Linked DNA regions of Homo sapiens: region 2 is linked to region 1. The links are chromatin loops, found by intact Hi-C in ENCODE. Cell type or tissue: Caco-2. All regions are shown on one strand. Links, peaks and the distances in the headings refer to the core of each region. The heading gives the core; the rest is flanking DNA. Region 1 holds the start of ZNF254 (zinc finger protein 254). Region 2 holds the start of LINC03085 (long intergenic non-protein coding RNA 3085).

The links. A loop is a pair of places that touch in the nucleus more often than their neighbours do. Peaks named below come from ENCODE experiments on the same cell type or tissue, not always from the same donor. Only the 100,000 strongest peaks of a DNase experiment are listed, where the experiment ranks them.
Region 2: it touches region 1 in a loop (7-fold over the local background); 2 of 110 quality-filtered maps call a loop at or near these places.

Annotation. Positions count from the first base shown.
Region 1 is chr19:24,078,647-24,090,484 of GRCh38, reverse strand. ZNF254 (zinc finger protein 254) reads right to left here and starts at 3,298. Exons shown (of 4, transcript NM_203282.4): 1 at 3,148-3,298. The coding sequence starts at 3,177. RefSeq lists enhancers at 2,923-3,012, 3,073-3,122, 3,173-3,252. In Caco-2, for the core only: no CTCF peak of the experiment used is centred there; a DNase peak (open chromatin) is centred at 3,364; H3K4me3 peaks cover 956 bases.
Region 2 is chr19:24,133,665-24,149,358 of GRCh38, reverse strand. LINC03085 (long intergenic non-protein coding RNA 3085) reads right to left here and starts at 2,884. Exons shown (of 1, transcript NR_186350.1): 1 at 2,278-2,884. In Caco-2, for the core only: no CTCF peak of the experiment used is centred there; no DNase peak of the experiment used is centred there.

The DNA.
Region 1 (11,838 bases), core at 41-8,040:
AGCCTGGGTGACAGAGGGAAACTGTCTCAAGACAACGAAAACAAGCCTTAGGTCAAAATAAGTGAAAAAACCTTTTCAAGACACAGATATGTCTTAATCATGTGTCAAGTCAGGCCATCCAATTACTTGAGAGACTGTCCCACCCCATCCTACTCACTAAAGTGCTCAATAACCCCCTCTCAGGAGACTCTGAACTATGCCCCAGTGAGTGTCTCAGGCGCATTTTACTCTGCAAGTTCTTACACCATCTCACTGGGGTCAGTTTTTTGCGGTTTGTTTTTGTTTTTGAAATGGAGTCTCACTCTGTCGCCCAGGCTGGAGTGCAGTGGCGTGATATCCACTCACTGCAACCTCCGCCTCTGAGGTTCAACTGATTCTCCTGCCTTAGCCTCCTGAGTAGCTGCGATTACAGGCCTGTACCACTACACCCAGCTTTTTTTTTTTTTTTTTCGTATTTTTAGTAGAGATGGGGTTTCACCATGTTGGCCAGCTGGTCTCGAACTCCTGACTTCGTGATCCACCCTCCTTGGCCTCCCAAAGTGTAGGGATTACAGGCATGAGCCACCATGCCTGGCCCTCGTTTTTGTTTTGTTTTGTTTTGTTTTCTAGAAATTTTTTACTATTTTTCTGTTCTCTAAAGGAAACCAGGAGGCAGAAATTATTTGTTTTCTCCTCAATACTGGTATCTGATTGACTGACCAGCAATGTGTCTTTAAGAAATGAAAGCTGGGTTGGGTGAAGACAATATTAATGTCTCATAAAATTAGCTTTAAAAAAAAAAGTGCACTAGGAAATGCCTTTTAGACTCAGGGCATCCACCTGCGCACTTGGGACGCTACACTCAATACCTCAGATTTTCCTATGAGAGAATATGACCCAGAAGCTGATATTTACTAGACACTCTAAGCAGACATAGCCATGGTGGGTATCTTCGTTTATCCCAATACAGTACTGAAACCCAGGTCCAAGAAAACCGAATGGTGACTGAAGACACATCACACTATAGTTTCCAAAAGGAAAACTTGACCCAAAAACATTCTGATAAGATATCTGTGACTAGGGAAGATAGAAGAAAAAAAAACGCAGAGATATTTTACAATACAGTGTCAGGAGATTATTCTTTGCTTTCTTCTCATAGGAAATATTTACAAAAAGAAAACAAACCTTTTTAAATGTGCCATCAAATGCTTTGTCAAAAAATGATTAATTGGCCGGGTGCAGTGGCTCACGCCTGTAATCCCAGCACTTTCGGAGGCCAAGGCGGGCGTATCACCCGAGGTCGGGAGTTTGAGACCAGCCTGACCAACATGGAGAAACCCTGTCTTTACTAAAAACACAAAATTAGCCAGGCATGGTGGCACATGCCTATAATCCCAGTTACTAGGGAGGCTGAGGCAGGAGAATCGCTTAAACCTGGGAGGCGGAGGTTGCGGTGAGCCGAGATCGTGCCATTGCACTCCAGCCTGGGCAACAAGAGTGAAACTCTGTCTCAAAAAAAAAAAAAAAAAAAAAAAAAAAAAGATTAATTGGCCAGGCGAGATGGCTCACGTCTGTAATACCAGCTCTTGGGGAGGCTGATGCAGGCGGATCGCTTGAGGCTAGGAGTTTGAAACCAGCCTGGACAACATAGTGAAGCCCGGTCTCTACTAAAAATACAAAAATTAGCCAGGCGTGGGGGCGGGCGCCTATAATTCCAGCTACTTGGGCGACTGAGACAAGAGAATCATTTGATCCCATAAGGCAGAGGTTGCAGTGAGCCTAAATCACACCACTGCACCACTGCACTCCATCCGGGGTGACCGAGCAAGCCTCTGTCTCAAAAATTAAAATAAATAAATAAATAAAAATTAAAACAGGTATCAAAATCTACCCTAAAGGACAAATAGATGATAAAGTGAATTAGGGAGGGGACATTGGCATTTGGGAATGTCAGACAAAACGGGAAATTTAGTATTTTCCTGCAAGCCAGAGTTAGGCTGGAGGAATAGGGGATGAGGGGTGGACTTGAGGCCCTGCTTGGGATACATGTGAAAATTTCAGGAAAAAAGCAGTCCCCTGTGGAGTGTGAAAATAATTAAGTGGCAGGCAATTAGATTGAGGTGGCTCTAGTCCCCGGATTTCTACTTCTAAAAAAAAAATCTAAACTCAAGAGCATTTTTTGGTAAATTACTACATTAGCGGAAACAAAATTCTTGCTTAACCAAGAATAAGCTGACAATTAAGCTCTGATTACATAACCAGGATATTCCCACCTTAAATGTAAAAATTAAGAAACGAGGCTGGGCACGGTGGCTCACGCCTGTAATCCTAGCACTTTCGGAGGCCAAGGTGGGTGGATCACCTGAGGTCAGGAGTTGGAGACCAGCCTGGCCAACATGGTAAAACCCCGTCTCTACTAAAAATAAAAAAATTGTGGTGGCGGGCGCCTGTAGTCCCAGCTACTAGGGAGGCTGAGGCAGGAGAATCGCTTGAACCCAAGAGGCGGAGGTTGCAGTGAGTCGAGATCACACCACTGCACTCCAGCCTGAGCAAAAAAGTGAGACTCTGTCTCAAAAAAAAGAAAAAAAAAAAAAAAAAACGACAACCTAGATTGCTGTACCTAGCCAATTATTGAATTTGGTTTTCTTTATCATGAACCTTGTAACAATCTTTTCTTCAGGCCCCTTCCATGGACCACAAAAGTACAAACCACAGCTGGGTGTGGTACAATTTTTGAATCATTCTTTTATTAAAGTATTTAATATTTTTGCAGTGACGCCCATAAATTTTTAATGGGAAAAAAGAGGGCCTGGGAACCCCACAGACCAAAGCTCTTCCCGTTCATGAACCCGCAACCCGAGTCAGGATTCTCCCCTGACGACCCTCCCCGGGTCCCTGAACAATCTGGGAGAGACGCGGGGCTGCGGGTCCACAGCTGCCCAGAGAGGGCTCCAGGACAGGGCACAGTCACTGCGCAGGGAAGAAACAGGACTCCTGGGGGTCTGGCTGTCAGCGCAGCCGCCATCTTATTTCTGAAGGGGACTGAGGTCGAGCTGGGCGCAGATTGTGGAGCTGACTGGGGGGAGGCCTGAGTCCCGCCACAGCCGCTTCCCACCAGTTCCAACCAGCCCCCTCCCCTCTCTCGGGATGTCGGACTGGCATTCTCACCATTTCTAGGCTTCTAGGGGGTCCTGGCATCTTAGCTGTGGATCTCCAATACCTGCTGGTAACAGCGCCACAGAGGCTGGGCCTCTAGGAGCAGAGGACACAGAGCAGTGAAGACAGACCTGGGACTCCGGCGACAGCGAGAGACAAAGGCCCCGCCATATCCCGGAAGCCGCTTTGTCCAGTCCAGCTGTGTGCCTGATTGGACAGTTCCCAGCCCAACGTCCCTAGTTGGATAACGTTTAAGGCCCCGCCTACTCAGACCCTGAGTGATAGAAGATGTGATCACACCCTAGGCTGAAGAAAGAGTGACAGCCTAAGCTGCAGCCTTATCGGGCAGGGCTTCCTCCCTGAGCTGAGCCAGGCCCACCCCAGAGCATGGGAAAATTCTATATCTTTTTTGCTCTCTCTCTTTTTCAATGTATTCAAAATGTGAACAAACATATTTTATGTATATTAATAATACATATAATTTTTGTTCAAGAGAAAATCAACTTTTACTTTAGTAATAATGTATTATCAGCACTAAAGCTAATTTGATAAACCGTTATAAGTAAATCCATCAGCTGGGCGCGGTGGCTCACGCCTGTAATCCCAGCACTTTCGATGGCCAAGGCGGGCGGATCACATTAGGTCATGTGTTGGAGACCAGCCTGACTATCATGGTGAAACCTCATCTCTACTAAAAATACAAAATTAGCTGGGCGTAGTGGCACGTGCCTGTAATACCAGCTTCTCGGGAGGCTGAGGCAGGAGAACTGCTTGAACCTGGGAGGTGGAGGCTGCAGTGAGCGTGGATCGCGTCATTACACTCCAGCCTGGACAACAAGAGTAAAATTCCGTCTCAAAAAAATAAAAGAAAAAAAAATTAGCTGGGCATGGTGGCGCACGCCTATAACCCCAGCTTCTCGGGTGGCTGAGGCAGCAGAATTCCTTGAACCCGGGGGGCTGAGGTTGCAGTGAGTCAAGATCCTGCCACTGCACCCTAGCCTGGGCGACAGAGCGAGACTTTGTCTCAAAAAATAAAATAAAATAACAAAAATAAAGTCCATCAAATTTGTCTTTTTGACCATTCTAGATTTTTATACATATTTTATGATCTCTTATACTTTTTTTTATTTTTTATTTTTTGTCTAGACGAAGTCTAGCTCTGTCGCCCAAGCTGGAGTACAGTGGCGCCATCTTGGCTAACTGCAACCTCTGCCTCCTGGGTTCAAGCGATTCTCCTGCCTCAGCCTCCCGAGTAGCTGGGATTACAGGCGTGCATCACCAAACCTGGCTAATTTTTTGCATTTTTAGTAGAGACGGGGTTTCACTATGTTGCCAGGCTGGTCACGAACTCTTGGCCTCAGGTAATCCACCCGCCTCAGCCTCCCAAATTACTGGGATTACAGGCGTGAGCCATCGTGCCTGGCCATTTTTTAAATTTTTATGTTGTATTTTAATCTACATTATTTTTATATTTTCAATTTGAAACAACCTTTAAATAATTTCAAAGTAGACAAAATGTTTCTAACTTTCTTCATCAAAAGCATATTTTGCTTTTGTTTATACACTGTTTTTTTATTTCCAGGAGAGGCTTGCTCTTTCGCCCAGGCTGAAGTGCAGTGGCGCAATCTTGGCTCACTGCAACCTCCGCCTCCCAAGTTCAAGCGATTCTCCAGCCTCAGCCTCTGGAGTAGCTGGGACTACAGGTGTAAGCCATCATGCCCGGTTTATTTCTGTATTTTAAGTAGGGACTGGAATTTGCCTTGCTGTTCAGGCTGGTCTCAAACTCCTAAGCTCGAAATGATCCACCTGCCTTGGCCTCCCAAAGTGTTGGGTGTTGGGATTACAGACGTGACCCACTGCGCCTGGCCTTTGTTTATACACTCTCTATAAAAAAATTGTTTTACACCTAGAAATCTTAGTTTTTATATATATATATATATACCCTTAACAAACTAATTTTTAGTGAAACCCCTAGGAAGTAATTTTGAACTGTTTTGTATCAATATTTGTAGATAAAAAATTTTATGTTTTTTAATAAAAGACGTTTATTCAAATTTTCTGTTAAGTAACAGATCTAAATATAGTTAGCTTTTCTATATCATGTTAAAAAAAATTCTGGGCTGGGTGCAGTGGCTCACGCCTGTAGTCCCAGCACTTTGGGAGGCCGAGGTGGGTGGATCACGAGGTCAGGAGTTCAAGACCAGCCTGGCCAATATGGTGAAACCCCCATCTCCACTATTAAATACAAAAATTAGCTGGGCGTGGTGGCGCGTGCCTGTAGTCCCAGCTACTCAGAGGCTGAGGCAGGAGAATCGCTTGAACCTGACAGGAGGAGGTTGAAGTGAGCCAAGATCAGGTCACTGCACTCCAGCCTGGGTGACAGAGTGAGGCTCTGTCTCAAAAAAAAAAAAAAAAAAGATTGTGGTCACTCATGATGGCTCATGTTTATAATCCCAGCACTTTGGGAGGCCAAGAAATGAAGACTGCTTAAGCCCAGGAATTTGAGATCAGCCTGGGCAACATGGCAAAAACATGTATCTAAAAAAATACAAAAGTTAACTGAGCATGGTGGCCTGTACCTTTAGTACCAGCTGTTCAGGAGGCGGAGGGAGGAGGATTGCCTGAACCAAGGAGGTCGAGGCTGCAATGAGCCCTGATTAAGCCACTGCACTCTATTCTGGGTGACAGAGTGAGACCCTTTCTAAAAAATAAAAAATAAACCAAAAACAGCCAAAGCATAGAAAGTTAAACTTACGGGGTTTGGGATTATTTTTTGTTTATTATTATTATTATTATTTCCAAAGTTTTTAAGGTACAGAAGATGTTTGGATACATGGATAAGTTCTTTTGTAGTGATTTCTAATATTTAGGAGCACCCATCTCCCAAGCAGTGTGCACTGTACCCAATATGTAGTCTTTTATCCGTCACTCTTCTCCTACCCTTGCCACTGAGTACCCACAGTCCATTATATAATTCTTATGCCATTGCATTCTCATAGCTTAGTTCCCACTTATAAGTGAGAACATACAATATTTGTTTTTTTCATTTTTTAGTTACTTCACTTAGAATAATGTTCTTCAACTCCATTGAGGTTGCTGCAAGTGCTATTATTTTATTCCTTGTTATGATTGAGTAGCATTCATTGGTGTATATATATTATTATAAATATATTATATATTATTTATATATATTATATATATATAAAGAAAATGTGGTATATGCCACATTTTCCTTTTCCACTCATTAGTTGATGGGCATTAATTAGGCTGCTTCCATTCTTTTGCAATTGCAAATTGTGCTGCTATAAACATGCATGTGCAAGTATCTTACTCATATAATGACTTATTTTTCACCATGTAGATACCCAGTAGTGGAATTGCTGAATCAAACGGTAGTTCTACTTTTAATTTTTTAATGAATCTCCATACTGTTTTCCATAGTGTTGTACTAGTATACATTCCCACCAGCAATGTAAAAGTATTCCCTTTTCACCAAAACCATGCGAACATGCATTATTTTTGATGTTTTAATTATGGTCATTTTTGCAGGAATAAGGTGGTATCACATTGTGGTTTTGATTTGCATTTTCCTGATCATTAATCATTAGTAATGTTGAGCATTTTTATCTACGTTAGTTGGCCATTTGTATATCTTCTTTTGAGAATTAATTAAGTCTCATCTGTCTTTGTTTCATGTTGCATGTGCTTTTGGGTTCTTGGTCATCTACGCTTTGCCAAAGCCAATGTCTAGAAGAGTTTTTCCAGTATTACCTTCTACAATTTTTATAGTTTCAGGTCTTAACATTTTTGATCCATCTTGAGTTTATTTTTGTTTTGCTTAGTCTTGCTTTGTCTATGCAGGTTCTTTTTTGTTTCATATGAATTTTAGAGTTTTTTAGTTATGTGAGGAAATTATGATGTTATTTTCATAGGAATTGTATTGAATTTGTAGCTTGCTTTTGGTAATATGATTTTTACAATACTAACCCTACCCATCTATAAGCATGGGATGTGTTTTTATTTGTATGTGTCATCTATGATACCTTTCAGACATATTTTACAGTTTTTCTTGTAGAGATCTTTCATGGCCTTCATTAGGGATAATCCTAATTATTAGTATTATTTTTTTGCAGCTGCTTTAAAAGGGGTTGAGTTCTTGATTTAAATATCAGTTTGGTCACTGTTGGTGTATACCAATGCCACTAATATGTGCACATTAATTTTGTATCCTAAAACTTTACTGAATTGATCAGATCTAGATGCTTTTTTATGAGTATTTAGGGTTTCCTAATTATATGATTGTAACATCAGTGAACAGTGACAATTTGACTACCTCTTTACCAACTTGGAGGCTCGCTACTTATTTCTTTTCTCTAATTGCTCTGGCTGGGACTTCCAAGTACTATGTTGAATAGAAGTGATGAAAATGGGCACTATTGTCTTGTTCCATTTCTCAGAGAAAATGTTTCCAACTTTTTCCTGTTCAGTTTAATGTTTGCTGTGGGTTTGTCACAGATGGTTTAAAAAAAAATTGAAGAGATTGATTCTGAGCCATATATGAGTGACAATGGCCTGTGACACAGCTCTCAGGAGGTTCTGAGAACATGTGCCCAAGGTGGTCGGGGCAAAGCTTGCTTTTATACATTTTGTAATGAGACATCAATCAAATAGTTTTTTGGGTTTTTTTTTTTTGTTTTTTTGAGATGGAATCTCACTCTGTTGCCCAGACTGGAGTGCATTGGCGCGATCTGGGCTCACTGCAACCTCCGCCTCCCAGGTTCAAGAGATTCTTCTGCCTCAGCCTCCCAAGTAGCTGGGACTACAGGCACCCGCCACCACGCCTGGCTAATTTTTTTTTTTTTTTTTTAGTATAGATGGGGTTGCACCGTGTTAGCCAGGACGGTCTCGATCTCCTGACCTCGTGATCCGCCCGCCTCGGCCTCCCAAAGTGCTGGGATTACAGGCATGACCCACTGTGTCTGGCCCAGTTTTTGTTAAAGAATTACAGCAATTAGCTATACAAAACATAAGCATTGTTCTGAAAAATTAAATAAAATAATTTTGAATAAGTTTAATAATTAATTTACTATTGAGGAACACATTTACCATAGTTACAATGTTTTTACCTATGAGGAGATGTGCTCTGCCACAAGGGTTTGTGATAAAGAATCTTCTTAATTACTATATTTTGCGAGACTCGATATTATCTTTTTTTTTTTTTCTTTTGAGGCAGAGTTTCACTCTTGTTGCCCAGGCTGGAGTGCAATGGCACAATCTTGGTTCACTGCAACCTCTGCCTCCAAGGTTCAAGTGATTCTCATGCCTCATCCTCCAGAGTAGCTAGGACTACAGGTGCACACCACCACACCCAGCTAATTTTTGTATTTTTAGTAGAGACGGGGTTTCGCCATGTTAGCCAGGCTGGTCTCGAACTCCTGACCTCAGGTGATCCACCTGCCTTGGCCTCCCAATGTGCAGGGATTACAGGCGTGAGATACTGTACCCATCGGAATTATTTCTTTTAGTAGTTTAGAAACCTTGATTGCCTTTTCAGACTTGGTAGGAAAAGCCTCAATCCAAACGGTAAAGGTGTCAATGAATACTAATCAATATTTAAACCCTTTACACGGGGGCATCTGAGTATAGTCTATTTGCCAGTCTTCACCAGGGTATGCTCCTCTATGCTGAACAGGCCTTACTAAAGGAGGAGGTAAACATTGGTCATTTGGGTTGTTCCAGGCATATAGTTCACAGGCCTGGGTTACCTGGTTTACTCTTTTAAGTAATTATTTTTCTATAAAAAGCCGAGATATTAAACAGGGAATTTATTCCCAAATGAGTAGAGTCATGCAAATGTTTAACTATTTTTTATTGATTAGCACCTCATATCAGGTTAATTGGAGTGTCTAGCAAAATGTCTGCTATTTCAATAAGTGTCCCCTGTCATCCACTGGTGTCTTTTGGCTTATAGAACTCCTCATACTTGGTGTGGGCTTAAACCTCAGAATGTTGTTCTAAAGCCAGTTTATTGGCTTTATCTACTGAAAGAGAAATTGCTACGACTTCCCTGAGGCATCCGGGCATGATAAGGAAGTTATGTAAGAAAACCGAAGTCACTGAAAAACAGCTTAGAGATTATGTAAAATGGCATCTATGGGCTTGTCAATCTATCCCCGTGACCATACAGTTTGGGGGTGAAACAGACCCATTATAATGGGTCAAAACAGAGTAAGCAGTCCAGAAGAAAGTTAATATTCTTTTTTTTTTTTTTTTGAGAAGGAGTCTCACTCTGTCGCCCAGGCTGGAGTGCAGTGGCATGATCTCAGCTCACTGCAACTTCGGCCTCCCGGGTTTATGTGAATCTCTTGCCTAAGCCTCCTGAGTAGCTGGGATTACAAGCATGTGCCACCACGCCCAGCTAATTTTGTATTTTTACTAGAGATGGGGTTTCTCCTTGTTGCTCAGGCTGGTCTCGAACTCCCGACCACCCACCTCAGCCTCCCAAAGTGCTGGGATTACAGGCATGAGGCAACTCGCAACTCATCTAGCTTCCTTTTTTTTTTTTTTTTTTTGAGACGGAGTCTCTGTTTCCCAGGCTGGAGTGCAGTGGCACGATCTCAGCTCACTGCAACCTCCGCCTCTCAGGTTCAAGCAATTTCTGGCTAATTTTTTGTATTTTTAGTAGAGATGGGGTTTCACCATGTTGGCCAGACTAGTCTTGAACTCCTGACCTCAAGTCATCCACCCACCTCGGCCTTCCAAAGTGCTAGGATTACAGGTGTGAGCCACCGCACCTGGTGAAACTTCATATTCTTAACTGCCATGGCAAAAAATACTGAGGCTTTTCCAGATATATGGCTAGTTGTCTGATGGAAACCGTGGTGGAAGGTCTCAGTCCCCGTCACTCTTGGGTGCTTGCCTGGCTGTTTTACCCATCATTAGTTCACGTGCTGATGGCTCTCTTCAGAACACTGGACAAACCCTCTTCCAGTGGTCAGTTTTCTTACAGTGTGCAACCTGATTTATGCCCAAGGCACAGTGACTCGGACACCCAGGTTTAGGCTTCCCACCTTTCAGCTTCCCTTGTTCAACCCAAGACCCAGGAGGGCAACCCCATGTGGGAGGTTAGCTTAAGGTTGCAACCAAGACCTGCAACTTGTGGGAGGTCCTTCTTCCTCTTTCCGCTACCTCCGCTTTGTCCCTGTTATTAAAAACTAAAAATGCCATATCCAAAGCTGTTCCAGAGAAGTTTGGGGACCCATAGCTGCTTTTAGTAGTTTTCTATGGATATCAGGGGCAGACTGGGTTATAAAATGTACTCCCAGAAGGGTCTATCTTTTCATTGAGGCAAGATCAGTGTTAGTATATTTTCTGATTGCCTCAACTAAACACTATTAAAACAAAGCTGGATTGTCATCTTTGCCCTGAGAAAGTTGCTTAACCTTTTCATTGTTAACAGGTTTTTTCATACATTTCTTCATCTCTTTCAACAAACAAGTGACCATATGATCTCTTCTTCCAAGTCCTCACACCCCCTTTGATAGTTCCACTCTAGATCTTGATCTGGAACTGCTATACCTCCTGTCTGATATATATTATGGTTCGGGTTGCAAGCCAATACCTCATCTGCATGAGTCCTAGCTGTCCCCAAAATGCATTGTTTTTCTTCCACTGTATAACACAGAGACAACAAAATGTACAGATCCTGCCATGTTAAACTGTAGGTCAGAGTTAACTTCTCAAACTCACCTATGAATTTTCCTGCATCTTCAGAGAAATGACCAAACTTGTCTTATTATAGAGCCAAACCAGACAGAGAAAAGGGGACACCTCCTCTCACAGGCCTTCTTCCCCATTTGCAACCTCTGTAGGTGGACAAAGATTTCCCCTTGGAGGTTGATAGGCAGCTCCACTATGAGTAGTACTCACTGGGCTAAGTTCTTCAGGGAGTGGTGGGTACAGAGTGGGACTAGAAGGGTAGGGAGGAGGGACAAATGGTTCTCAATAGAACTTTCAGGTGTATTAGTGGGAAAAAAGACCAACACATCTGAACCTTCAGACCTGACAGAAAGGTTCTGCTTCACCCAAAAATGCCCGCTGAACCAAGTGGCAGGGGGGCTTGAAATAAGGATCATCTTGTATGTCCAACTCTTTTTCTTCTATTTCTCTCATGAAACATGGACATGCCTGCTGCAGGGTTTCATTCTGACTGAGAAGCAAAAATGCTTGAACATATGGTATTTTATCCCATTTTCCCTACCACTTACAGAATAAATTGAGTTGAAGTATAAATATCCGTTAGAGGCAATTTTTCCTGTATCTTTCTGAAACTGCTTGCTGCTTTTCCATGCGTACCATCCTTAAGAAAGGGCACACTCTTAACCCAATCCGTAATCTCTGTTCCTGAGGTTTTAGTAACCTGATACTTCTGTTTTGTTGTAGACAGCCCTGACGATGAGTTTTCACCCCAGAGAACAGAATGACAAAAGATCAAGATGTGCTTGAAAAAGCTGATGGGGGGCATTGGGTCAGGAAAGGCCAGGCTGTCTAAGCATTCAGAGACACCTGTGCAACTGTCCTTGCAATTAGGAGCCAGGCCCCAAAAAGCTTCCCACTGCTTGTGTCTTTGACCTATGCTAGGCCCTGCTGTTGATTAGTTTCCTCTACTGAGCAGGTAGCTTATAGTTGGAGTATTTATACCAA
Region 2 (15,694 bases), core at 4,544-12,543, 54 kb before region 1:
ACAAAAATCACAAGCATTCTTATACACCAACAACAGACAGAGAGCCAAATCATGCATGAACTCCCATTCACAATTGCTTCAAAGAGAATAAAATACCTAGGAATCCAACTTACAAGGGACGTGAAGGACCTCTTCAAGGAGAACTACAAACCACTGCTCAATGAAATAAAGGAGGATACAAAAAAGGGAAGAACATTCCATGCTCATGGATACGAAGAATCAATATCATGAAAATGGCCATACTGCCCAAGGTAATTTATAGATTCAATGCCAACCCCATCAAGCTACCAATGACTTTCTTCAGAGAATTGGAAAAAACTACTTTAAAGTTCACATGGAACCAAAAAAGAGGCCACATCGCCAACTCAATCCTAAGCCAAAAGAACAAAGCTGGAGGCATCATGCTACCTGACTTCATACTATACTACAAGGCTACAGTAACCAAAACAGCATGGTACTGGTACCAAAACAGAGATATAGATCAATGGAACAGAACAGAGCCCTCAGAAATAATGCCGCATAGCTACAACTATCTGATCTTTGGCAAACCTGAGAAAAATAAGCAATGGGGAAAGGATTCCCTGTTTAATAAATGGTGCTGGGAAAACTGGCTAGCCATATGTAGAAAGCTGAAACTGGATCCCTTCCTTACACCTTATAGAAAATTAATTGAAAATGGATTAACAATTTAAACGTTAGACCTAAAACCATAAAAACCCTAGAAGAAAACCTAGGCATTACCATTCAGGACATAGGCATGGGCAAGGACTTCATGTCTAAAACACCAAAAGCAATGGCAATAAAAGCCAAAATTGAGAAATGGGATCTAATTAAACTAAAGAGCTTCTGCACAGCTAAAGAAATTACCATCAGAGTCAACAGGCAACCTACAAAATGGGAGAAAATTTTCGCAACCTACTCATCTGACAAAGGGCTAATATACAGAATCTACAATGAACTCAAACAAATTTACCAGAAAACAACAACCCCATCAAAAAGTGGGCAAAGGATGTGAACAGACACTTCTCAAAACAAGACATTTATGCAGCCAAAAGACACATGAAAAAATGCTCACCATCACTGGCCATCAAAGAAATGCAAATCAAAACCACAGTGAGATACCATCTCACACCAGTTAGAATGGCGATCATTAAAAAGTCAGGAAAGAACAGGTGCTGGAGAGGATGTGGAGAAATAGGAACACTTTTACACTGTTGGTGGGACTGTCAACTAGTTCAACCATTGTGGAAGTCAGTGTGGCGATTCCTCAGGGATCTAGAACTAGAAATACCATTTGACCCAGCCATCCCATTACTGGGTAGATACCCAAAGGACTATAAATCATGCTCCTATAAAGACACATGCACACGTATGTTTATTGCAGCACTATTCACAATAGCAACGACTTGGAACCAGCCCAAATGTCCAACAGTGATAGACTGGATTAAGAAAATGTGGCACATATACACCATGGAATACTATGCAGCCATCAAAAATGATGAGTTCATGTCCTTTGTAGGGACACGGATGAAATTGGAAATCATCATTCTCAGTAAACTATCGTAAGGACAAAAAACCAAACACCACATGTTCTCATTCATAGGTGGAAATCGAACAATGAGAACACATGGACACAAGAAGGGGAACATCAAACTCTGGGGACTGTTGTGGCTTGGGGGAGGGGGAAGGGATAGCATTAGGAGATATACCTAATGCTAAATAACGAGTTAATGGGTGCAGCACACCAGCATGGCACATGTATACATATGTAACTAACCTGCACATTGTGCACATGTACCCTAAACGTTAATGTATAATAATAAAATAAAATAAAATAAAGAAAGTTTACACAGCACACAAGGAATCTGGCTGCTCCACCCTAATCTTCTATTATGCAAATGGAGCATTTGCCAGCACCCTGTTGCCTGCTTCTTACTGTACATGTGGTTAACAAGGAAATGGGAAGAGGGTGTCACCATTTTAAACATGCGCCGTCCGCAGTTAGTCCCTTTTCCTATTGGCACAGCTGCCGACATTTATTCATGCAAGCTTTCAGCTTGCTTATCGATGTTTGGAGCTTGATTTTACAGGCTGTTCTTTGTTAAAAAAGAAATAATTTGTGGGCTGCTTTTTATTAAAAGGAAAGCTTTACGAAGGACTTTCTTGCCCTCACTCACTATCTGCCTAAATAATTTCTTTTTAACTCCTGTATCAATAATAATGTCATGGGAAACATTTATGATGTATTTGTATGTATGAATAAGCAAGATAGCAAACTCTAGTTGTTCTTTTTAATTTATTTTTACAAAAGTGTTGTGTACAAATGTAATTTAGTTACATGCATAGACTGCATAGTGGCGAAGTCAGGGCTTTTAGGGTATCCATCATTCAAATAATTTACATTATAACCCTTAAGTAATTTCTCATTATCCAGCACCCACCCTACCTTCTCACCCTTTTACTTCAGGTTTGCTGGGCCTCAATGACAAATAAAACAAAGATAAATTAATTGTTTTCTGGGAGTTAGAATTAAAAATCAACCTAAGAGAAAAGATGACTCCTAAGCCAAAATTTGTGATATATATATATATATATATGTGTGTGTATATATACACACACACACAGAAACATGTTTCTGTGTGTGTGTGTGTGTGTGTATATATTTGTTTATACTCAAGAAACTTATCCAGTCTTTCCCTCTGCACAAATCCAAAATTAAAGCCAAATGGTTCTATGTGATAAACATCATGGTAATAACTTCAAAAAACAAAAAAAAAAGCTTCCTCCAGTGAATGTAAATTTAAAAAAATGAAACAACTGTTTCTCCAGATGTGCAGAAATCAATATAAAGACACATAAAGACAGAGAAAACACAGAAAAGCAAGGTTTATGACACTTTCAAAGGAACACAATAATTCTCCAGTATTCCAAGAAAAAAAAAATAATTGAAAGGACTTTAAAAGACTTTTAGAAGGCTTCAAAATATAGATTTTAAAGAAGCTCAAAGAGATGCAAAAGAAATCTAAAAACCAATACAAAAATAAATAAATAAATTTAGAGTATGAATGGGAAATGTGCCAAGGAGATAAATATCTTTTAAAAGAAACCAAAACAAAATTATGGAACTGAAAGATTTACTGAAGGAAAAAGAAAATACATTCAATGATCCAATAGTAGACTGAAAAGGCATAAACAGAATTTTCAGACCTTTAAATGGGTCTTTTAAAATAATCTACTCAGACAAAACTAAGAAGAATTTTAAAAAACGAACGAAAACTTTGAGATGTTTCTGACTACATAAAGTGACTAAACATAAAAATTATCAGTGTTTCTTAGAAAGAAAAAAACATGAAAAAGTTTAGAAAACCTATTTAAGAAAATAAATGATGAAAAATTTCCAAGTCTAGCAATAGAATTAGACATACATATACAGGAAGCTCAGCAATCACCAGTAAAATAAATTGCAAAACAGACTTCATCATGGCACATGATAACCAGAATTTCTAAAGTCGAAATGAAATAACTAATTATAAAATCAGCAAAAGAAAAGCATCTAGTCATTTATAAAGAAAACCACATCAGACTAAAAGCACACTTCTCAACAGAAACTTTACTGGCCAGAAGATAATGGAATGGCACTTAGAGAGTGTTGAAATAAAAGTGCCAGCCAAAAATTTTACATCAAGGTAAATTAACCTTCACAAATGAAGAAGAAATAGTCTTACCCTGACAAATAAATGCTGGGGAAACTAATTACCACTAGACTGGGTCTATAAAAGATGTCAGGGATTTCTTTTTTTTTTTTTTTTTTTTTTTTCTGAGACAGTTTTGCTCTTGTTGCCCAGGCTGGAGTGCAATGGCACAATCTCGGCTCACTGCAACCTCTGCCTTCCAGGTTCAAGTGATTCTCCTGCCTCAGCCTCCCAAGTAGCTGAAAGTACAGGCACCCGCCACCTCACCCAGCTAATTTTTGAATTTTTAGTAGAGACGGAGTTTCACCATGTTGGCCAGGCTAGTCTCAAACTCCTGACCTCAGGTGATCAACCCACCTCAGTCTCCCAAAGTGCTGAGATTTCAGGCATGAGCCATTGTGCCAGGCCGGTACTTCTAATAGAAAAACAAAAGATTGATATTCACCATCATTAAAACATACAAAAGTATAAAACTAACAGGTCTTATAAAACAAAAGACAAAAAGAAATAAATCAAATCACAACATGACAGAATTTTATTAAACCAGAAAGATAGATGAAAAAAAAAACAAAATAATTAACATTATGATAGTAACAAAACCTACATGTTAATATTAATATTAACCATGGCCGGGTGAGGTGGCTCATACCTTTTGGAGGCCAAAGAGGGTGGATCACCTGAGATCAGGAGTTTGAGACCAGCCTGGCCAACACTGTGAAAACCCATCGCTACTAAAAATACAAAAAATTAGCTGGGCACGGTGGTGGGCACTTGTAATCACCGCTACTCAATAGGCTGAGGCAGGAGAATCACTTGAACTTGGGAGGCAGAGGTGGCAGTGAGCCGAGATCGCACCATTGCACTCCAACCTGAGCAACAAGAATGAGACTCCATCTCAAAAAATAAAAAGAAAAAGAAAGAAAAAATTAACCTTGAATATAAATTAATTAAATCCTTCATCAAAATGTATAGATTTATGATATGAATAAGAAAAAATCGTCCAACTCTATGGTGCCTACAAGAATCTCACCTTACTTGTAAGACACATATAGATTAAAAATAAGGGAGGAAAGATATCAACAGAAACAGAAACCAAAAGCAAACAGGAGTATCTGTATGTATATCAAATAAAACACTTTAAATAAAAAGTGCAACAAAAAGGGTAAAGAAGGTAATCATCCAATAATAAAGAAATCTTTTCAGCAAAAAGATATAACAATTCTAAATATCTATGCACCCAACATCAAAGCACCCAGATTTTAAATAGAAATATTATTAAACCTATAGAAAGAGATAGTAACACAATGATAGTGGAGAAATTCAACATTCTACTCACAGCATCAGAGAGACCATTGAGATAGGAAATTGGCAAATCAACAAAGTACCCCCATAAATCACAATTATATCAACTACCTACTTAGATCACAGGAGAATAAAACTACAAATCAATATCAAGAGAAATTTCAGAAACTATAAATTTACAAAGAATTTAAACAACATACTCCTGAACAGTCACGGTGTAAATGAAGTAATTAAGATGGCCGGCCAGGGGTGGTGGCTCACAGCTGCAATCCCAGCACTTTGGGAGGCTGAGGCAGGTGGATCCCCTGAGGTCAGGAGTTTGAGACTAGCCTGGGCAACATGGCAAACCCCATCTCTACAAAAAATACATATTAAAAAAGCTAAATGTGGTGGTGCACACCTATAGTCTTAGCCACTCGGGAGGCTGAAATAAAAAGATCGCTTTAGCCTGGAAGGCAGAGGTTGCAGTGAGCCAAGATTGTGCTACTACACTCCAGCCTGGGTGACAGAGTAAAACCCATCTCAAAAAGAAAATTAAAATGAAAATTTAAAAATTGTGGGAAAAAAGATGGAAATAGAAATGCAATATAATAAAACCTGTGAGATATGCAAATATAGTACAAAGAGAGCAGTTTATAGCCTAAATGCCTGCATCAAAAAAGTAGAAAGCTTACATATTAAGGACTTGACATCACACTTCAAGGAACTAGAAAATTAATAACAAACCAAATTCCAAGTTACAAGAAAAAAAAAAACAAAAATCAGAACAGAACCAAATGAATTTAAGACCAAAAACAATAAAAATGATCAACAGAATAGTTGATTTTTCAAAAAGACAAAATTGATAAACTGCTAGCTAGCTTAACCAAAAGCAGAAGACAGATCTAAATAAACAATCAGAAGTGAAAGAACAGACATTTCAATGGATACAACAGTAACACAAACCAATAATGAGTAGCATGATTGAGGCAGTAATAAAAAAAGTCTTGAAAAAGAAAAGCTCGGGAGTAGATAAATGGACAGCCAAATTCTACCAAATGCACTAAGAATAATAATCCTCCTGAAACTCTTCCCAAAAATTCAGGATAATGAAATTCTTCCTAAGTCACTCTGAGGTATCACCTTGACACCAAAACTAGTCAAGAACACAACAAAAAAAACTATTATTATGTTATTATTATAAAAAATAGATAAATGGGATTCAAACTAAAATGTTTAGGCACAGCAAGAAAAATAATCAACAGGGTAAATAGGCAACCTACAGAATAAAAGAACATATTTGCGAACTATGTGCCAACATGTAACTAATATTCAGAATTTACAAATAATTCAAACAACTCAAAAATGTCATAATAATAAAAAAAGGATTCCATTGAAAATAGGCAAATAACATTACTAAGCATTTTTCAATAAAGAATACAAATAGCCAACATGCATATGAAAAAAAAAAACTCAATCTCAACTAAAAATAGAGCTACCATTTGATTCAGAGATCTCATCATTGGGTATCTACCCAAAGAAAAATCATTTATTATATGAAAATGATATCTGGGCCAGGTGCGGTGGTTCACGCCTGTAATCCCAGCACTTTGGGAGGCCAACGTGGGCGGATCATGAGCTCAGGAGATCGAGACCACCCTGGCCAACACGGTGAAACCCCATCTCTACTAAAAATACAAAACATTAGCCGGGCATGGTGGCGGGCGTCTGTAGTCCCAGCTACTCGGGAGGCTGAGGCAAGAGAATGGTGTGAACCTGGGAGTTGGAGCCTGCAGCGAGCCAAGATCGAGCCACTGCACTCCAGCCTGGGCGACAGAACAAGACTCCGACTCAAAAAAAAAAAAAAAATGCTACCTATACTTGCATGTTTACTGCAGCATGCTCACAATAGCAAACAATATATACAAGAAAAGTTTAATATTAAAAATATATAGGAAATTCAAAGTAGAGGCAAGTATAATAAAAACAATTACAATCCACCTGAAAAATGGTCAAAAGACTGAAAAAATATTTTGCCAACATATACAAATAACCAATAGATATATAAAAACGTGTTCAATATCACCTACCAACAGGCAATTGCAAATGAAAACAATGAGGAACTACCATTTCAAATCTGTTAGGATTGCTAATATCAAAATGAAAAAATAGAAAAATAACAAGTAACATCTGTCATTAATGTTCCTAAGATTTCTGAAACAAATCTTAATATCACCACTGCTCTCACACATTTCAGACATGATGGGAAAAGAAAACTTAAGAAATAATCTTATATGCAGCTGCTCAAAAATAATCAAGAGGCGTTCTTATATCCCCCCAAAGCAATGGAACAACAGGAATAACATGTGATACCTCATAAGCCATAAAGAGGACCTTAGCTCTCACAAGACCCTCAAAGGAAAATCACTAAGTAGGAAGTGGAGCCCTTAGAGAATTTAAGGGTATGGAACAAAAGATGCTCCTATTTGAGAGCTAGAAAAAAAAATGACTTTCTAGGAAATATTTCCATTGAAGCAGAGCAACACATACCACATTTTAAGGTCTGGAATTCTTTGACCTTTGTACCTCTTGTCTTTGTTATCTGCCTCATTCATGCTTAGCTATCTGAGTATTTGACTACTGTCTCATATCTCTTCACATTCCAGGGCTCTTTTATTTGCTTAAAGCAGGAGATCAGATCAATGTTAGAGACATCAAGGCCTGTTTTGTTAGAAAAAAAAGTAATATGACTTGCTGGGATTCTCCAGTTACCAACCTAGTACTCTGTTCAGTAGAGAGGAGAGAATATTATGAAGGATTCTAGAATTTTAATTCCAAAATACTGTTTTCTGACAGAACCTTTAGAATATTTAGGTTAAAATATTTAATATGTATTTTAGTTTTCTGGATCCTTAGCTCTACTGTTCAATACTATTGAATTTAAAATTGGTGATGAATATTGGATTTTAATACTTGGGGAAAATACTTTATGCCACTGAATTTCTAGAATTATCATTAATCTAGAGTGAAAGATACAGTTTAGCTCAAGAAAGGGGAAGTTTCCTGTTAAGATATAACATCTTGAAAATTTTCTTTTCTATTCCAATAACTTCAAGTTTTCCTTAATTTTATTGATCTAAAAATAATTTATGCATAGCAAAAATTCCCAAAATCATTCTACAAAGGGATAAAATAGAAGCTTTAAGGTATATTAGGAAATCTGGGGAAAAATTACTCTCACCTAAAGAAAGCAGGTTTCTGTAGTTCTCTAACACCGCATCTCTATATAAATTTCACTGAGCAGGATTCAGACACACCCACTACTCCTGAGAGAATTCTATGGCCACAGCCTTGAATATTAACATCTTCTAAAAAACCCCAAACACCCACACATATTTAGAAAGTGGCCATAGGCAGAATGGTTAATTTTACTCTAGGTGTTTGAGAGTTAAGAGAACTGGCTCTGTTTTACATGAGACTGAAATTATCCAGTAAAATATTATTTAATAGAGAAAGCTTCTCTAATGTATTCCATCATTCTGAGGAAAGAGAATAAGATCCACAAAACCAGTGTAGGTACTATACTTTTCTGATGATACAGCATAAAATGTATGGCACAAACACAAGCATATACAGTTTTGAGTGCTATATTTACATTATACAGAGTAAACTGTGTATAGTTCCCATATGGAGAAGTCACAGGACATTAGAAATTACCTCTCAAATTTTAATGCATACATCAATAAACTGGAGATTTTGTTAAAATATGTATTCTAACTCAACAGATCTGGGATGAGACCTGAGTTACTGCATTGCTAACAAACTGACCAATGATGTCAATGATTCTAGCTTAAGGAAAATACTTTTTAAAACATATAGTAAGTGACTGAACCTGGGTTTTATCCCACTGTATATGACCAGTAAAAAAAAGATGACACACTTCATTTTCCAAAGCAACGTATAAACAAAGATAAACTATTAAGAAAAGGAATGTAAGAAAAATGGATGTGCTGTGGTCAAGAATAGGCCGAGGTAAACATCTGGTTCAGCATGACTCAGTGAGTTTGGAGCACACATGCACAATTCTACTCATTATGTAACCTGGTTGTGTAAGATCATACTTGGCTCTCAGCCACTATTATGTGTTAGGAGTACACAGAAAGGTGGACAGGAGAGGGAGAGAGAGTAAAGCTGCTGACCCTGTACACAGGGCTCATGACCAGGCTTGTGACCATAGAGAGAATAAAGCCATGCCAAAACTCCCCACCAATCCTCGATTGTTTTTCCAGCAACCCACCACTCACCCACCGACTCCCGTCAGACCTCAGCTTGGACTGGAACCTGATACTTGGTGTAACAGGGGAGATTTCAGATTAAATGTGTTTATTCACATTAATCAGAAAGTCTCTCCAAAGTAATTGTGAATAATACAGTTTTTATAAAGTAACTTTAGAGTGAAGAAATCCTGGCTGGGAGTGGTGGCTCACACCTGTAATGCCTGCACATTGGGAGGCCAAGGCAGAGGGATCATGATGTCAAAAGTTCAAGACCAGCCTGGCCAACATGGTGAACCCCATCTTTACTAAAAATACAATAATTAGCTGAGCGTGGTGTCTCATGCCTGTAATCCCAGCTACTCAGGAGGCTGAGGCAGGAGAACCACTTGAACCCAGGAGGCAGAGGTTGCAGTGAGCTGAGACCGTGCCATTGCACTCCAGCTCTGGATGACAGAGCAAGACTCCATCTCGGGGAAGGGGGAAGAAGTCTTTCAGAAAACACATTAACCAAGTGAATAAAATTAATGGGACAGATTGGTATTATGTGCTGATACATATAGGATGATGCAACATGACTTCGGTGAAATTACTGGCCAAAAAATGTAAATCAGAATCAGAATCTAATTATGAAAAACATGTTTTATGTAAAGTTCAAGCCACATGTTGCCCATGTTTTGTAATTTCTAATAGTGTATTTAAATACTCTCTGTAGCATTCTAGAAGTCACATTTCTTTGAATTACTTCCTTTGCATATCTTTCTAATTATTCCAGGCTACCCATTCTTTTTCTTTTTTGGGGGGGGGATGGAGTCTACTCTGTCACACAGGCTGGTGTGTAATGGCACAATCTTGGCTCAAGGCAACTTCTGCCTCCTGGGTTCAAGTAATTCTCCTGCCTGTCTCCCAAGTAGCTAGGACTACAGGTACACACCACCTTGCCCAGCTAATTTTGTGTGTGTGTGTGTGTGTGTGTGTGTGTGTGTTTTTAACTGGAAAATGTTTTCCAGATTTATTGCTTGTGTGTGTGTTTTTAGTAGATACAGGGTTTCACCATGCTGCTCAAGCTGGTCTTGAACTCCTGACATCATGATCCACCCACTTTGGCCACCCAAAGTGCTGGGATTACAAGTGTGAGCCACCGTGCCCAGCCTAATTCTATCCTTTTGTTTTGTTTTGAGATAGAGTCTTGCTCTGTCACCAGGCTGGATTGCAGTGGCGTGATCTCATCTTCTCATCTCACTGCAACCTCTTTCAGTTTCAAGTGATTCTCCTGCCTCAGTCTTTTGAGTAGCTGGAGTTACAGGTACATGCCAACAAGCCCAGCTAATTTTTTATTTTTAGCAGAAATGGGGTTTCACCATGTTGGCCAGGATGGTCTCGATCTCCTGACCTCGTGATCCACCCGCCTCGGCCTCCCAAACTGCTAGGATCACAGGCATGAGCCACCACACCTGGCCAATTCCATCCTTTTTAAGTGTGCATTTAAAAATTATATTCTTCATAGAGCTGATGGAGCATTCAGATGGAACCTAAACAGTGCACTTTTCTCCCTCACTGATATCTGAGGACCCAGCACCATCCCCAATAAGAATGTTTTATATTCCCACCTGCCCAGGCTGACCTGTCAACATAGGGAATACTTCCAATATTTCAGCATATAAACTCAAGATGAGTATTATTTGTGATATGTAAGAAGCCTGGATGGAGAGAATAAAGACAAGTCTCTGATATATAGGGGAGAATTATTTTAAAGAAGTCCTTTCACTGTCATGAGAAGAAAAGGGGAAAGGTAGTTGAAATAATCTTCTTAGGCAAAAGCATCAGAAGTAGAAATGTAAATGACTGCAATTCTAAACACATGACATTCTAAAAGAAAATGTGGACACTGTTTTTACCTGGGACACACTTATCTGAGAATCTTGAGAATGTGTCTTTAAAGGCATCAGGACAGACCCTCTGAAGGAAGCAGACTGCTACTGCAGGACCCTGGAGACACTCCAAATACTGTGAGTGCCCCAAATGCAGAAGTGAGAAAGGGAGACCCTCCTCTCCCAAACACGCACCCCCACTGGAGAAGCTGAAAGTCTGTTTGTGGGATAATTTCCTGACTACCTGGAGCTGCATCAAATTAGAGCCAAGCTGAGTGAAATACAGGGGTGGAGCAGGCAGCAGGGAGGCCCTGGGGGCTTGATAAATCCCCAAGCAGCCCATTCCTGCCTGGCACCACAGGGATCCTTCAGGAGGGAGGACAGAGGAGCAGAGGTAAAATTCCAAGTGGAAAAAGACTTCCTTAGCTGAACTTTGTAACAATTTGAACGGGCCAAGAAGCCTCCTGCCCAGAACTCAGGGAAAGGCGCGAATCTGGCTTGCAGACTTCACAGGCGGGGAAGAACTAAAGCCCTTTTTTTTCCTGCAACTGGAAGGCAGAAAGCCTTGAGCAATTTTCAAGCCCAACTAGCCTTCCATCTGGAAACAGACTTGGGGTTGTTGTGGAGTACACAGTGGGAGTGAGAATGGCCCTCTGGTTTGCATGGGAGCTGAGTGAGGCCTGTGACTACTCGCTTTCCCCCACTTCCTTGACACTCTGTGTGGCTCAGCAGAGACAGCTATAATTCTCCTAGGTACACAACTCCAGTGACCTGGGACTCTCACCTGCATCCCCTACACCAACCACAGCAAGACCTGCCCAAGGAGAGTCTGAACTCAGACACGACCAGTGCCCCCTGCACCCAATGGTCCTTCCCTATCTGCCCTGGTAGGGGAAGACAAAGGACATATAATGTTGGGAGTCCTAAGGCCCCACCCACCACCAGTCCCTCTGCACACTACTACAGCTGATGCTTTCTAGAAGTGCTACCTACTGGCAGGAGGCCCACTAGCAAAAATAAATACATACATAAAGCATTAAACCATCAAAACTAAGGACTCCCACAGAGGCCACTGCACCCTTCACCACCTCCACTGGAACAGGCACTGGTATCCATGGCTGAGAGATCCACAGTCGATTTACATCACAGGACTCTGTGCAGACAACCCCAAGTATCAGCCTGGAGCAGGGAAGACTCACTGGGTGGCTAGACCCAGAAGAGAGACACCAATCACTACAGTTCAGCTCATGGAAAGCCACATCCACAGAAAAAGGGAATACCCTGTGGGTCAAAAAATCTAAACAGTTTTCAGCCATAGACCTTCCCTCTGACAAAGCCTACCCAAATGAGAAGGAACAGAAAAGCAAACCTGGTAATATGACAAAACAACGTTCATCAACACCCCCCAAAAAAATTACACTAGTTCACCAGCAACAGAACCAAACCAAGAAGAAATCCCTGATTTATCTGAAAAAAAAGGAGTCAGGAGGTTAGTTATTAAGCTAATCAGGGAGAGATGGGAGAAAGGCAAAGCCCAACACAAGGAAATACAAAAAATCACACAAGAAGTGAAGGGCAAAATATTCAATGAAACAGATAGCTTAAAAAAAAAATTCAGGAAACATTGGACACACTTTTAGAAATGTGAAATGATCAGGAAATTCTCAGCAATAAAAATTAACAAGTAGAAGAAGAAATTCTGAGCTCAAAGACAAGGTATTTGAATTAACCCAATCCAACGAAGACAAAACAGAATAAGAAAATATAAACAAAGCCTCCAGGAAGTCTGGAATTATGTTAAATGACCAAACCTAAGAATAATTGGTGTTCCTGAGGAAGAAAACAATTCTAAAAGCTTGGAAAACATATTTGAGGGAATAATCAAGTAAAACTTCTCTGGCCTTACCTAGACATACAAATATAAGAAGCACGAAGAACACCTGGGAAATTCATAGCAAAAAGATCTTCACCTTAGCACATTGTGATCAGGTTATCCAAAGTTAAGACAAAAAAATCTTAAGAGCTGTGAGACAGAAGAACCAGGTAACCTATAAAGGAACACCTATCAGATTAACAGCAGATTTCTCAGCAGAAACCTTACAAGTTAGAAGGGATTGGGGCCCCACCTACAGCCTCCTCAAACAAAACAATTATCAGTCAAGAATTTTGCATCCAGTGAAACTAAGCATTATATATAAGGAAAGATACAGTCATTTTCAGACAAACAAATGCTGAGAGAATTCACCATTAACAAGCCCCTAATACAAAAATGCCAAAAGAAACCTTAAATCATAAAACAAATCCTGAAAACACAACCAAACAGAATCTCTTTACAGCATAAATCAAACAGGATTTATAAAACACAAATACAAGATAAAAAACAAAAATGAAAAACCAAAAAAAAAGGCCAGGTGTGGTGGCTCATGCCTGTAATCTCAGCACTTTGGGAGGCCAAGGCGGGCAGATCACAAGGTCAGGAGTTCAAGACCAGCCTGGCCAATATGGTGCATCCCCGTCTCTACTAAATACACAAAAATTAGCCACGCGTGGTGGTGGGCACCTCTACTCCCAGCTACCTGGGAGGCTGAGGCAGGGGAATCGCTTGAACCTGGGAGGGGGAGGTTGCAGTGAACCAAGATGGCGCCACTGCACTCCAGCCTGGGTGACAGAGTGAGATTCCATCTCAAAAACAAACAAACAAACAAAAAACAGAAAAAAAAAAACACAAAACAAAAAAAACACCAAAGTATGCAGGCAACAAAGAGCATAATGAATGCAATGGCACCTCACATTTCAATAGTAACATTGAATGTAAATGGCCTAAATGCTCCACTAAAAGATACAGAACTGCAGAATGGATAAGAACTAACCAATCAACTATCTGCTATCTTCAGGAGACTCACCTAACACATAAGGACTCACATAAACTTAAAGTAAAGGGGTGGAAAAAGGCGTTTCATGCAAATGGACACCAAAAACAAGCAGGGGCAGCTATTCTTATATCAGACAAAACAAACTTTAAAGCAACGGTGGTTAAAAGAGACAAAGAGGGACATTATATAACAGTAAATGGCTGGTCCAACAGGAAAACATCCCAACCCTAAAGATATATCCACCTAATACTGGAGGACCCAAATTTATAAAAACAATTGCTAATAGACCTAAGAAATGAGATAGACAGCAACACTATAATAGTGGGGAACTTCAACTCCACTGACAGCACTAGACAGGCCATCAAGACAGAAAGTCGACAAAGAAAGAGTGGATTTAAACCATACCTTGGAAAAAAATGGACTTAACAGATATATACAAAACATTTCATTCAACAACTGCAGAACACACATTCTCCTCAACAGCACATGGAACTTTCTCCAAGACAGATCATATGATAGGTCATAATACGAGCCTCAAAACATTTAAGAAAACTGAAACTATATCAAGCACTCTCTCAGACCACAGTGGAATAAAACTGGACATCAACTCCCAAAGAAAACTTCAAAGCCACGCAAATATATGGAAATTAAATAAGCTGCTCCTGAATAACCATTGGGGCAAAAACCAAATCAATATGAAAATTAAAAAATTCTTCAAACAGAATGACAATAATGACACAACCTATCAAAACCTCTGGCATACAGCTAAGGTGGTGCTAACAGGAAAGTTCATAGCCCTAAATGCCTACATCAAAAAGTCTGAAAGAGTACAAACAGAAAATCTAAGGACACACCACAAGAAACTAGAGAAACAAGAACAAACCAAACCCAAACCCAGCAAAAAAAGAAAATAACCAAGATCAGAGCAGAACTAACTGAAACAAAAAAAATACAAAAGGTAAATGAAACAAAAAGCTGCTTCTTTGAAAATATAAATAAAATTTATAGACCATTAGCAAGATTAACCAAGAAAAGAGAGAAAATCCAAATAACCTCACTGAGAAATGAAACAGGAAATATTATAACTGACACCACTGAAATACAAAAAAATCATTCAAGGCTACTATGAACACCTTTACACACATAAACTAGAAAACCTAGAAGAGAAGAATAAATTCCTGTAAAAATACAACCCTCCTAGCTTAAATCAGGAAGAATTAGATACCCTGAACAGACCAATAACAAGCAGTGAGATTAAAATGGTAATTCAAAAAATTACCAATAAAATGTCCAGGACCAGACGGATTCACAGAATTCTACCAGACATTCAAAGAACTGGTACCAATCTTTTTGACACTATTCCACCAGATAGAGAAAGAAGGAGCCCTCCCTAATTCATTCTATGAAGCCAGCATCACCCTAGTATCAAAATCAGGAAAAGACACAACTAAGAAAGAAAACTGCAGGCAAATATCCTTGACAAACATTGATGCTAAAATCCTTAAAAAAAATACTAGCTAACTGAATCCAACAACATGTCAAAAAGATAATCCACTATGATAAAGTGGGTTTCATACCAGGGATGCAGGGATGGTTTGACACACAAGTCAACAAATGTGATACACCACATAAATAGAATTGAAAACAAAAATCACATGATCATCTCAATAGACGCAGAAAAAGCATTTGACAAAATCCAGCAT